2 separate regions of the Homo sapiens genome follow, and region 1 is linked to region 2. Evidence: chromatin loops called from intact Hi-C (ENCODE). Cell type or tissue: mammary epithelial cell. All regions are shown on one strand. Links, peaks and the distances in the headings refer to the core of each region. The heading gives the core; the rest is flanking DNA. Region 1 has its middle 39 kb from the start of LINC02681. Region 2 holds the start of NPM3 (nucleophosmin/nucleoplasmin 3).

The links. A loop is a pair of places that touch in the nucleus more often than their neighbours do. Peaks named below come from ENCODE experiments on the same cell type or tissue, not always from the same donor. Only the 100,000 strongest peaks of a DNase experiment are listed, where the experiment ranks them.
Region 1: a loop joins it to region 2, with 13 times the contacts of the local background. A loop is called at or near these places in 3 of 110 quality-filtered maps.

The regions. Positions count from the first base shown.
Region 1 is chr10:101,299,060-101,305,236 of GRCh38, reverse strand. No RefSeq gene overlaps it. Among named protein-coding and RNA genes, the nearest start is that of LINC02681, 39 kb to the right of the region's middle. In mammary epithelial cell, for the core only: a CTCF peak has its summit at 3,617; a DNase peak (open chromatin) is centred at 3,596.
Region 2 is chr10:101,777,876-101,784,052 of GRCh38, reverse strand. NPM3 (nucleophosmin/nucleoplasmin 3) reads left to right here and starts at 607. Exons shown (of 6, transcript NM_006993.3): 1 at 607-780; 2 at 1,129-1,214; 3 at 1,456-1,575; 4 at 1,702-1,795; 5 at 2,199-2,326; 6 at 2,421-2,728. The coding sequence starts at 663. The coding sequence ends at 2,317. It also overlaps a transcript of FGF8 not described here. RefSeq lists enhancers at 1,040-1,679, 2,607-2,901, 2,780-3,630, 3,708-3,837, 3,478-4,375 and 1 more, a silencer at 4,058-4,137 and a promoter at 2,747-6,177. In mammary epithelial cell, for the core only: a CTCF peak has its summit at 2,782 (motif pointing right); no DNase peak of the experiment used is centred there; H3K4me3 peaks cover 834 bases; H3K27ac peaks cover 221 bases.

The DNA of each region.
Region 1 (6,177 bases), core at 2,444-4,943, 480 kb after region 2:
CACCACCTCTCACCTTCATGGAGACAGATGAACCTTCAGACAGGGGTGTCTTCAGGGGAGGGGCAGCCCGGCAGGTGCTAATGACCTCTTCTTTGGTTTATGCCAGTGGCCCATTGGGTACTCATGTGGAGCAAATATGGGATGGAAGGGGAGAGAGCTGCTGCTGAGGATGGGGGCAGGAAGGGACTGTCTTGCTCCTTAGAGACCTACATGTGTGTGAGGTGGGGAAGGGGGTCCCAGGGTGGAAAGTGAGAGGGTAGAGGGCTATAAGGCCAAACAGGGACCAGGTAGTTGCTGCCCTATCCTCCCCTCTACAATGACTCCACCCCAGCATATCCCCTTGTCAAGGCTTTCTGGGTCCTGGCCTACCTGGGCCTAAATAATTGAGGAGCCCATTATAGCCTTGCTGTTTCCTCACTGTCAAGTGTAAACGCTGCACTGGTCGGGTGGGGAAATGGGGCTAATTTGAATTGATAATAGGAAACGCGGGGAAAAGTCATCTATGGTGAGTGAGGAGCGAGCGATCCCTGAGCAGATGCTAAATCTTGTATAATGAAAGAATCTGCCGATGTCAATTATGTACGAGCGTCTTTGCAGTGGTTGGAGGCGGTGGGCGGGTGAGGGAATGGAGGGACGGGTGCATCCCATAAACCCAAACACCCATCAAAGGCTCATACATATGGAGCGGTGGAGATTACAGCATAAATTTGAATGTTATGAATGTGGATGAGGGACAGGCAGGAAGCCCACCTCATAAGGGGGCTGTTTTCAGCGCACATGTACAAGGGAGCTTTTGTCCTCTTGGTTCCTCAGCTGTGTTTCCTCCATGTCAGCTGTGCTCCCTCTGCAACCAGTTGTGTCTCAGGATGAGAAAGAAAGTCAGGATATGGGGGTGCTGGGACAGGGTAAGATCAGCTGTTCTTCTGGGGCTTGGATGTGAGTCCCTTGGGAGCTCTGGGCCCAAACTGCCCTTGACCCATTCAGAGTGCTGCCAGGATGTTTAGCTGGGCATGGTGGTGCACGCCTTTAGTCCCAGCTACTTGGGGGAGCTGAGGCAGGAGGATCGCTTAAGCCTAGGAGGTTGAGGCCGCAGTGAGCCAAGATCGTGCCACTGCACCCCATCCTGGGCAACAGAGTGAGACCCTGTCTCAAAAAAAGAGGGCTGCCAGGATGAGATCTAGAGATCAATGTGACCAAAGATCCAGGGGGATATCCTGAAATATCTCTGATGTGACCACAGCTTTCCCTCCCCACTGATGGAAGAGACGGGAAAGAGCAATGTAGACCATGATGCCAACCACAGATTGGGCAGGGAGATCCTGGAAGACAGCCTGGAGGAAGAGGTCAAAAACTGTGCTTATAAAGGGGGCTAACAACTCAGAAGGACAATATCAGCAGCACATCTTTCCATTCCTAAGTACAAATCCTCATCACACATGGGATCGGGTGTTTGTGAGTATACACATGCATGCACACCCTGTAACAGGGCCCAGACCCCTCCATCAGTTCCCAACCTGCAGCCTCTCCCTGAGCAGACTTTGTGATTTGTGGTGCAGACCACCCAGGGACTTTAATCTTCACCGTGACAAATGCAATAAAAGGAACAATTTGGAGATCACAGCTAAGGAAGACACATTTACAAACCCTTCCCCAAAGGTTGGATGTGGCTGTCACCATGTGATTTGTGCTGGAGATGAAGCAGGGAGGGGGAGAGGGGGAGACAGAGAGCTGGAGAAGGAGGGCTGGGGAAAAGGAAGCATCCCCAGCTCTCTCCTCCTCACCCTCTCTGCTGGATCACAGTGGAAGGGGCTAAGCTAGCAGAAGGATGACTGGACCCACCGGCAGCCACTGCCACCCTCCCCCATCATGACTAGGGAGCACAACTCAATTACCAGGAACACAGCCCAGAACCACAAAGCTGCAGAGATTCATCTCAGCAGTTCTGGGGCTCTATCTAGAGAAGGGATGGCAGGTGGGGGTGGAGGGGGTAGGGTTTGGAGAAGAGCGAGAGAAAGGGAGAGGCAGAGTGGAAAAGACATTTTAATAGAAAGACAGTGACATCTCAAGTTGCAAAGGGAGCGCCCTAAGAAGCTATATTCTGAGACAGGGAAGGGGAGGGGAAATTTTCCAATCAGGGCTCCTCCATCAGGCCTATCTGGAGGGGTCCAAACATAGAGCAACAATGTGGGTGGAGGGGAAACTTAATCTAGGGACAAATCCATTGGGCAGGCAGGTAAGCCTGGAGTTCCACAGGATGAGGTCAAACTGAGATCTTATAACTAAGCTAATAGATGACTTGAGATGGTGGGTGGTACAGTCAGGCACCTTCCTATCCCCTCTGAGTCTTCTTTTCTCTATCTATAAAATGAGTCCTAGGCCAGATGATCTGTAAGGTAGCTGCCTACCTTGCATCTTGGACTCTCTGAGACCCAGATGTCTTGGAGTCAATGACAGGAGACTGGATAAGAGAGACCAGTAGTAATCCACCACTCCCTGACCCTGACTTTCTCGTGGCTTATAGTGGTTATTAACACATGGGCTCCTTTCTGTTGGGATCTCAGCTGTGCCCCCCAGGGTTCAGGTCTACAGCTCTCTCAGCCACTCCCATCCCAGTAAGAGTTCAGAAGGAACCCATTGGCCCTCTTTGGTCTCAAAAAAGCTGGTCACTCTTAGCTTCCTTTTTGATAAGATCATCCTCAAACCAAGGCCATTCTGTCCCTGGCTCCCTCTACCCGATGCACAGGAGATGTTCTCTCTGCTCCAGGATTTAACTTTGAAGCCTCTAGGTTGCTTCCAGTTTTTGAGCTTTGAAAAAATTAGATATTTGTTCCCTTGACCTGTGCCCTCCCACCCCATTCCCCACCTTCCATCTACCTGTGCCCCCCAACTCCTCACCACCCCACTTCCAACCAGGCTGAGGGACCACAGAGGTGCCATGTTGGCAGGGAGGGGAATGTTACTAGGCTATGAGGCACTGGTTTTTCATCGCACTCAAGGCCACACCTCAGAACTCCTCCACCTAGCTGCTGCCCCTATGCTAGCCTGGTCCCCAGCACAGGACCATCTCCCTGTGCACTTCCAGGGCCAGACCTGGTCCTCATATCCAGGAAGTAGGCCTGGTGAGTGACTAAATGGGGGTAGGGAAAAGAAGACATTAGGAGTATGGGCCCTCACTGGAAACTCCCTAGGGATGATGGGGGTCAGATGCTAACAATGTCTAGTTGTCACAGTCATGGCTCAGCATGGCCACAGGGCAGAGATACGGGCCTCTCCAGGGCAGTGAATCTGGGCTGGATCATGGCCTCCAAGGGCGTGTAGGAGGTAGGGAGCTGGGGAGGTTGAGAAATGTAAGGAGGTGGGGAGTGGACAAAAGTATGTTCTCTAAGTTCTAGACACAAAGGAGAGAAGCCTCTACATAGGAATGAAGAGAGGAGCTTGGGAGGGACTAAATCAGGGCTGACTTTCCCAAGGCATCTCTCCTTGGGGCAGGGACTAAAAGTGTAAAAACATTCAAACAAGGTGAGTCCCTAGATATGGGCTCCATGGTAGACAGTGAAGCAAGGGGAACTGAACTGCTAATGCTGGATGGGGCAATTCCCATGGTCCTCTGCTGCCTCCCTCTGGAGAGGGCATAACGGTGAGCTCTGCTCTGCTGCCAGCCCCTCTGCAGGTCCTCCTGGCTTCTCTTCACTGCACCTCACCTCCATCTAGGTCCTCGATTTCTCCCCAGGTCCTCATACACTGTATTAGTCAGGGTTTTCCAGAGAAACAGACCAAGAAAGAGAGAAAGAGAGAAAGAAAGAAAGAAAGAAAGAGGAGGAAAGAAGGAGAGAGAGAAAGAGAGAGATAGAGATAGAAAGAAAGAGTGAAAGAAAGAGGAGAAAGAAAAAAAGAAAGAAAGAAAAGAAGAAAGGGAGAAAGAAGCAGACAAGGAGAGAAGGTGAGAAAGAGAGGAAGAGAAAGAGAGAGAGAAAGAGAGAGATAGAGAAAGAAAGGAAAAAGAAAGAAAGAAAGAAAGGAAAGGAAAGAAGAAAGAAGGAAGGTAGGAAGGAAGAAGGTAGATAAAGGGACTTATTATGAATGATTGAGTCACCCAATTATGGAGGCCAAAAAGTCCCATGATGTGCTGACTGCAAGCTAGAGGCCCAGGAAAGTGAGTGGTATAGTTCCAGTCCAAGCCCAAAGGCCTGATAACTGTGGGGGCCGGGGAGGGGCTGGTGTATAAGTCCTGGTCCAAGTCTTAAGTCCCCAAAACCAGCAATGTCAAATCATAAGACAAGAGGAGATGGATGGCCTAGATCAAGCAGAAAGCAAATTCACCCTCCCTCTGCCTTTTTCTTCTATTCAGGCCATCAACAGATTGAATGATGCCCACCCACAGTGATGAGTGTGAGTCTTCCTCACTCAGCCTACTGATTCCAGAAACTCCCTCCACAGACACACCCAGAAATAATGTTTTCCCAGCTATCTGGGCATCCCTTAGCCCAGTCAAGTTGGCATATAAAGTTAAGTATTCCAGGCTAAGCGAGGTGGCTCACGCCTGTAATCCCAGCACTTTGGGAGGCCGAGGCAGGTGGATCACCTGAGGTCAGGAGTTTGAGACCAGCCTGGCCAACATGGTGAAACCCCATCTCTACTAAAAATACAGAAATTAGCTGAGTGTGGTGGTGCATGCCTGTAATCCCAGCTACTCAGGAGGCTGAGGCAGGAGAATCGCTTGAATCCAGGAGGCGGAGGTTGCAGTGAGCTGAGATAGTGCCATTGCGCTCCAGCCTGGGCGACAGAGCAAGACTGTCTCAAAACAAATAATAATAAATAAAATAAGCATCCCAGACACCATCTTCACATCTGACAATGCCTCCTGATACCCCCTCTCCCACCACAGAGAAAGCACTAGATAAAAAATACACTATGAGACCGGTGTAGTGGCTTATGCCTGTAAGCTGAGTACTTTGGGAGGCTGAGGTGGGCAGATTGCTTGAGGCCACGAGTTCAAGACCAGCCAGATCAACATAGTGAGATCCTGTTTCTACAAAAAAAAAGAAAAAAATAGCCAAATGTGGTGGTGCATGCCTGTAGTTCTAGCTAGTCAAAAGGCTCAGGCAGAAGGATTGCTTGAGCACAGGAGGCAGAGGCTGCAGTGAGCTATGATCATGCTGCTGCACTGTAGACTCTAGCCTGGGTGACAGAGTGAGAACCTGTCTCAAAAAAAAAAAAAAAAAAAAAAGAGAAGACTAGTAGGTGGCAAAAGGGGCTCTGTGACATCTTCTCTATTCTCTGTCTCTCTTCTTAGAGAAGGGACTTTGACTTGGCTTACTCATTTGCATCCCTGTCCCCAAGGATAGGCTGGGCTGGGACGGTAGGAGAGAGGAGTAGACCAAGAATTGGTTCATTCCTTGTGGCCTCCGCCTTTCCCTATATGACTTTACCCAAGGCCGAGACCAAGCCCAAAGCCAGATGGGAGTCTCTGTTGACTGAGTGCCCTCCCCTGCCAGAGGACCAATCCCAACTGAGCAATCCCTGACCCTCAGCTCTGTCTGCCTCTCACCAGGCTTAGTCTAGTGGTGAGGGGTTTGAGACCCCAGATGGTGGAGGTCGGGGAGGGGGGCTGTAAAAGAGGGTCAGAAGTGGCCAGTGGGTCACATGGACTCTAAGAGCGACATTTCCCTCCCTAAGTCCTTAGACTTAGTCCAGCAGACTGGAGGTTGATGGGAAAACAACAAAAAAGTCAAGGAGAAAGCCATTCTGGGTTCCCCCCTCCTTCATGTTCAAAACTGTTTGGCACATTCTTACACATGCAGCCACAAACATGCATGCACGTGCACACAGACACACACACACATGCACACACAGAGCTGAGCTACATATGACACATCGTGGAGTGGGGACCAGTGTGGTGGGCTTGAGGGGAAGAGCAGAGCAGGAGGCTGTAATAGTCAGCTGAGGGCACAGGTGCAAAGCAAGGGGCACTTTGTGGGGAGCGGTAACGTGAGTACACATGGCGGGCTGGAGGTCCAGAGAAAATAGAAAGGGAGATGAATTGAAGCAGAGGGTCAGCCAGAGGCTGAGGAGAGGGTGCCTCTAAAGGGAAGGATCTGGCCTATGAGCAGTGCTAGCAGAATTCCATGGTGACTGGGCACCCAGGCATTGGGTAAACCAGTGCACCCTGTTCTGAAT
Region 2 (6,177 bases), core at 1,231-3,730:
TTGGAATTAAAAGCTCAAAAAGCGTGGGTGGGCCAGGAACAGCCAACACACATGAGCTAACTAGTCCTCTGCTAGCAAGTGCCAGCAGCTAAGTCTCAGTGAAGGCATAGCAAGTTGCGGGGTCTTTAGAGCAGGAAGAATTAAGAGAGGCTTAGCCGAGAGGACAGACAGGACAGACGTGTTGGGATGGAAATTCCTAAGGCTCCTCGGCTCTCTTGAGGCAAAGACAATCTGAGTGCATTTCCTTTGCTTGTAGCAGAAAAGCACTGCCCTGAACCCCACCTTTGCTGGGAGGAGTAAGAAGGGTTTACATTTTTATATCTATAACTCCTTTAACGAAAGCTTACCCTGGGTTGGAAGAGTGGGAGACACTCTTCCGACACAGAGCGAGGAGCTTGGGGAAGTGGACACCCTCATGGTCGTGGAAATGAGCAAGGATGTTAACATAAACCCCAAATCCATTCTTCTGTGATGTTACTTCCTTTCTCTTCGGTCTTGATAAAATATGAGCAGAAGCTGCGGGCTCCGGGTAGGGCTGCGGGGTCTCGGCGCCTTTTCTTTTCCAGGACTGTGCGTCTCCTTTAATGGGCGGGGCCGGAACTGGCCGAGGGTCCCCGGCTTTGTGCGTGTCGGGGGCGGAGTTTGAAGAAGGCTCTTACAGCATGGCCGCCGGTACTGCAGCTGCCTTAGCGTTTTTGAGTCAGGAGAGCCGAACGCGGGCCGGGGGTGTCGGGGGCCTACGGGTCCCGGCCCCGGTCACTATGGACAGTTTTTTCTTCGGTATTAGTGAAGGGAGAGGCTGAGGGTGGTACTGGGGCGGTAAGAGGTAGGGATGTGAGGCGGGAATGCGGAGGGTTTCAAGGCGTGGGTGTGGGCGGAGGGCTGCTTCGCTGTTCCCGCAGGAGAGGGGGCCTCGCACGCACAGCCAAAGGGGGTGGCGAGATCCCTGCCCCAGATGTGTTGGGCGGGGCCCACGGCAGAGCGTCCCAGGTGTTCTGAGAGAAGAGACGGAGGTGGACGTGTAAATGACCCGTCCGCCCAAGGTTACACGTGACGGCGGGTTGGTGACATCCCCCGCTGCCCAGCCCCGTACACACGCTCAGGCATACTCACTGTTATTTCTACCAGGCTGTGAGCTCTCCGGCCACACCCGCTCCTTCACCTTTAAGGTAGAGGAAGAGGATGATGCGGAGCACGTGCTGGCACTAACCATGGTGAGGGGCAGGGGAGTGGGGTTTTAATGAATAAGCCCAGGCAGGCAATATAGGTCTCTACCCAACCTCCGGATCCCCTTTACTTGGAGACACATCCTCAGCCTAACCCCCCGGCATGGGCGGCTCCCCTGGCCAGGTGAACCGGGACCTCTGAGGCTGGGCAGGTGCTAGGGTAGATGCCTTTAGTTGTGGTGTCAACCCTCACTTGAGGAGACCCTGAGGCCCTGTGTACCGTTCCCAGCTCTGCCTCACCGAGGGAGCCAAAGACGAGTGTAATGTGGTAGAAGTTGTGGCCCGGAACCATGACCATCAGGAGATCGCAGTCCCTGTGGCCAACCTCAAGCTGTCCTGCCAACCCATGGTGAGTTCCCCAGCTCTGCCTTGGTGGTGGTGGTGGTGGTGGTGAGGGGATTGAGGACGTTAGCACTCATTACAGTGTGGGGTGGGCTAGGAGTGGGCCAGGCCTTCATCCTTGTCTTCCTCCCAGCTCAGTCTGGATGACTTCCAGCTCCAACCACCTGTAACCTTCCGCCTGAAGTCGGGCTCTGGCCCTGTGCGGATCACTGGGCGGCACCAGATTGGTGAGAAGAGGGGAGGGCCCTCTCCTTTGCTTCCAGTGGACTCTCCCATCAGGCTTCCCCCACTCCGCACTCCTGCCCCATCCCACCCTCATCTCCCAGTGCAGCCCTGTACAGGTCTGTGTGCCCTCCACGCTGTGCCCTGTGCATGACATGCCCTCTCCTTTCCGTCTACTCAAGCCTACCTCCTCCATGGAACATGGCCCAACTTCTCCAGCTCCAATAATGAAGACTCCTTTGGCTCTTTGTGACCCAGTTTAGGGTCTGAGGTTCTTCCCACCTAGCCCATAAGCACTGGGAGGTCATGGTCCCTGTAAGCCTAACACCACGGCGTGAAGAAATGGCATGCGGTGTGAAACGGTCTGGTCTTAACACCCCATCCTTCTACTGCTTGTGTGTCCACCAGTTACGATGAGCAATGATGTTTCTGAGGAGGAGAGCGAGGAAGAGGAAGAGGACAGTGATGAGGAAGAAGTTGAGCTGTGCCCCATCCTTCCTGCCAAAAAGCAGGGGGGCAGGCCCTAGCCCTCCTAGGTGAGTTGCGGGGAGAAGTGCCTAGCAGGCTCTGGGAAGGGGCAGGAGAAGCAGGTGAGGGCCTAAATGCTGATTCCTTGTTTCCTCTTTTCAGGTCAGCTCCATGTGCCATGCACCGCCATGCACCCTGTTCCCTGACAAGTTTCAACAATTGTAAATATTTCTTCCTTGAAGAGGAGAGCTTGGGTGGGGGTTGGGTGGGAGGGACTTGGGTCTTTGGTGCTAGGAGAGGGCCTGTGCTCCACACAGCCGTGGTTTTCTGATTTTCACCATGCCCGGGGCCTCCCTTCCCACCTGCCTGTGAGAATTGGAGGTTAGTGCCTGAAGCTCAGAGCTACACATTTTTAATAGTTTTTACATTTTTGGATAAAGGTTGAAATAAAGTGGTGTGGAGTTTTTGCAGCTCTTGTGTGGCTTCTTCCTGTGCTGGGTGATGTTTCCCTAGGGACCGCCAGGTGGCACTGTGGAAGCACCCAGCGTGGCCCTGGGCCTGGGGGAGGGTGGAGAACTGTGGGATCCTCTACCCTCATGGCCCTGGGCTAGGACCTGGGGCCTGGGCCCCAGTTGCCTTGCTGGAAGGGGACCTCCCAACACTCAGCCCATTCCCAGTCTCTGCAGGTGGGAGAGGGTCATCGCAGGAGGTTATCAGCATCCAAACAAGGGGTCTGGGCCTCTGTCAGCACTCGGCTGATGGGCAGGGGGGCAGATAAGCGAGCTTAGGCAGCCTGAGGAATGCGCGTCCCTAGCCCCACGAGGGTCTCTGGCCCAGAGAGGGCCTGTGAGGGCAGGGCGGGACCAGGCTTCGCTCCTCCTTTGAGCCTTGCAGGCTGTCTCTGAGCAGGGCTGGGCCCTTAGAGAAACCTGACTCCGGGGGCCAGATGGAGGGGACTGGCCAGATTGGGTGACAGGGAAACCAGAATCCGGGTGGCCTGGCATATGGGGGCAGAAAGGGGCCCCAGGGAATTTGCCTCCTGGACTAAGGGATTCTTGTCCCCCACACACCGTGGGGTCTGGGGGTCTTTGGTGCCTGGAATCAGGTAGTTCTGGCACTTGGCTGCCTTTGTGCCAGGAAGAACTGACACACCTGGTTTGAGGATGAGTGTATGTGACCAGCTCTGGGGTCAGCAGTTCAGCAGCTGTGTTGGTTGTGGGGGGAGGGTTGTCAATGCCCACAAACAAACAAACAAACAAAACATTGCCTCCCCAGACAACCTGGGGCCAGACAGGCTGAGGATAGACAGAGAACAGGGCCTGATGGGGGTCAGGCCAACTCCCACTCCCAGCCTCTAGTCAAGGGGGAGGGGCCCCGGGATATCGCGGGCTGGTGGTTCTGGGGCAGGTGAGGTCAGCTTTGAAGACCTTGCGTCCGCAGTACCGACCCGCACGCTCTTCAGCGCATCCCTAGTGAAGGAGGTTCTCCCCCAGCCCGTGGTGAGGAACTAGGGGTCCAGTTTCCAACCTCCCTCTTCCTCAAGTTGAGGACAAAGGGAGATGACGCCCGTCTGTGTTGCGGTGATCTGGGTCGCAGGCGCCTTTCTCCGATCCAGGAGGGCGCTGCTAAAAATGCTTCCCTGGGGAGCCCGGCGGAGGGGCGGCCTGGCTGGGAACCATGGGTCTCGCTGCGGAGCGCGGTCGGCAGGGAGAGGGAAGTCGGGGCTGGCGCCCTCTGGCGGGCGAGGTTGAAGCCGCTCGTGGTCGTACCGCTTCCCTGGCCTCTAGAGGCTCCGGGCGGGCGCCGTGGGGCCGGGGCCTCCGAGTCCCGCCACTGCTCTGGGCGGCCGAATCTTGGGCGGAAGGCGGGGGAATGCCACTGAGGCTTGCATGCATGCGTGCATACGTTCATTCATTCATTCGAACGACTTGAGTTGGAGTGGGGAAGTCTGGCTGTGGCCCTCACTCCTCTTTCCCTTCCTCTTCTTGGCCCCAGCCTCCAAAGTCCTCGGCACGTGCTTGGCAGGAGGAGCGGGAGACTGGCTGAGTCCTCTCTCCTGGGAGGCCTCCCTAGCTGACCCATCTACCCCCTGCGCGGCTCCGCCCCAATATTTACCCCACCCACCCCCCGCGATGCCACTGATCGCTCCTTGCATTTCTCGCCGGTTTTCCGGGTAGGTCTCCCGGTGGGCGCGGGCCTGCGCCGAGCACGCTCCTGCCCGCAGTGGGGGCCCAATCCACATCAGCCTCTCGGCCCAAGAGTTTCTCGGCCGGTTGGGGCGCCCCGCGGACACAGCTGGGCAAGGTTTATTCCTCTCTCCTCGCCCCAGCCTCTCCTCGAGCCCTCTTCTTTGCCCTTCAGCGCACAGTAGGAGCGCTGCCGGCTCACTGTGGCCTCAGACCCCTGGGGGATGAAGGCATACGCCGGGGTTTGCCGACTGCTGGAGGAAGGGCAGGCTTCTATTTGGGGGCCGAGGGAGACGACTCCCAGACAGTGGCCGAAGTGCTTAACGTAGTCTCGGCGATTTGCATTTGAACGGTCGGCAGTGAGTCCGCGGCGCTTTGAACGCCCGGCGCAGGAAGCGCGCGTCGGAGCGAGCTGCGGTCTCCGGCGGGTGTGGATTGGAGGGGCCGGGGGATGGGCTGGGATCGAGGGGTGCGTTTGGAAATAGGCTGAAGTAGTGTGTCTGGGTGCAGGCGAGGGCGTGTCTGCGGAGATGGGCCGTTTGTGTTGGCGAGGAGTGTGTGTTTGTGTTTGCAGGCGAGGGAGTTTGTGTCTGTGCGTGTGTGTGTTTGTGTTTGCGGAGTGTGGGGGCGGCCAGGAAAGGTGGCCGGGCTGTCACTCAGCGATCAGGTTGACAGGCGCTCCCTCATCTGGGCCAGGGAGCTCTGATTGCAGATTCGAGGAAACAAAATAGCAATTGTAATTACCGGGCTTTGATAAGATAAAGGAGGGAGGGAGCTGGCCGGGAGGCGGGCGAGCCAGCAAGGGAGGGAGCGGCCTGCGGGGGCCCGGCGGGACATTTGCATCTGTCAGTCACGGGGCGTGCCAGGGCAGAGCCAGGTGCTTGCTCCCGGGGTGTCCCCATCTGCTCCTCTCCCCCAGAGAAACGGACTTTTGGGGAGATGAGAATTTCAACGAACTAGGTGAGGGTCCGCTTCTCAGGAGGGTCTCCAAATCCAAATGTAAAGGAATCCTGGTCCAGCACAGGCTCCCTGGCAGAGGCTGGGACAGGACTGAAACTTGACCTCGGACCCTTCAGATCCCAGGACGCCCATCTTCTCTGGGGCAGAGGAAGAAGGGTGGCTGAAGACCATTGAGGGTCAACCCAGGGCCCTCAGAATCTTCTGGGGGTTCCACAGCTGGAGCTGAATGCTGGTCTCAGCCAGGGGCTCTGCCCCTACCCCCATTCCAGGGAGGGGCAGGTACCCAGAGTGGCTCTGGCTGTGACCCCAGGACCATGCAAACACTGTTGGATGGGCGGGTCACCCTCACCCCTGCCTGGGGCCTACTCCCTGCTCTGCTTATCTCACTGATGTTCAGAGAGTCCATGGTGGGAGAAAGCCCATTTCTTACAGGAAGTGCCTGCTCTCCATCTCTCCATTCAATCATTTGTTCATCGACATACGCAACTAAACATGCTTGAGGGCCTACTGTGTACAAGGATGAGGGTAAGACCACAAGCAAACAGACATAACCTTTGCCCACTTGAAGCAGTGCAGAGAGGGAAACAGACACTCAATGAATTGTGACTCAGGCCTTACACAGAACACAGGGAAGGCAAGGGCTGGCCTGGGCTGTGGCCACTTGTGTCCACCTGACTTGTCTCCGCCTGATGGACCCACCTCCCCATGGGCTTTAGAGGAGACAGTGCCTGCCAAGCCTGTGGCAGATACAAGTGCTCACTAACTGGTGGTGT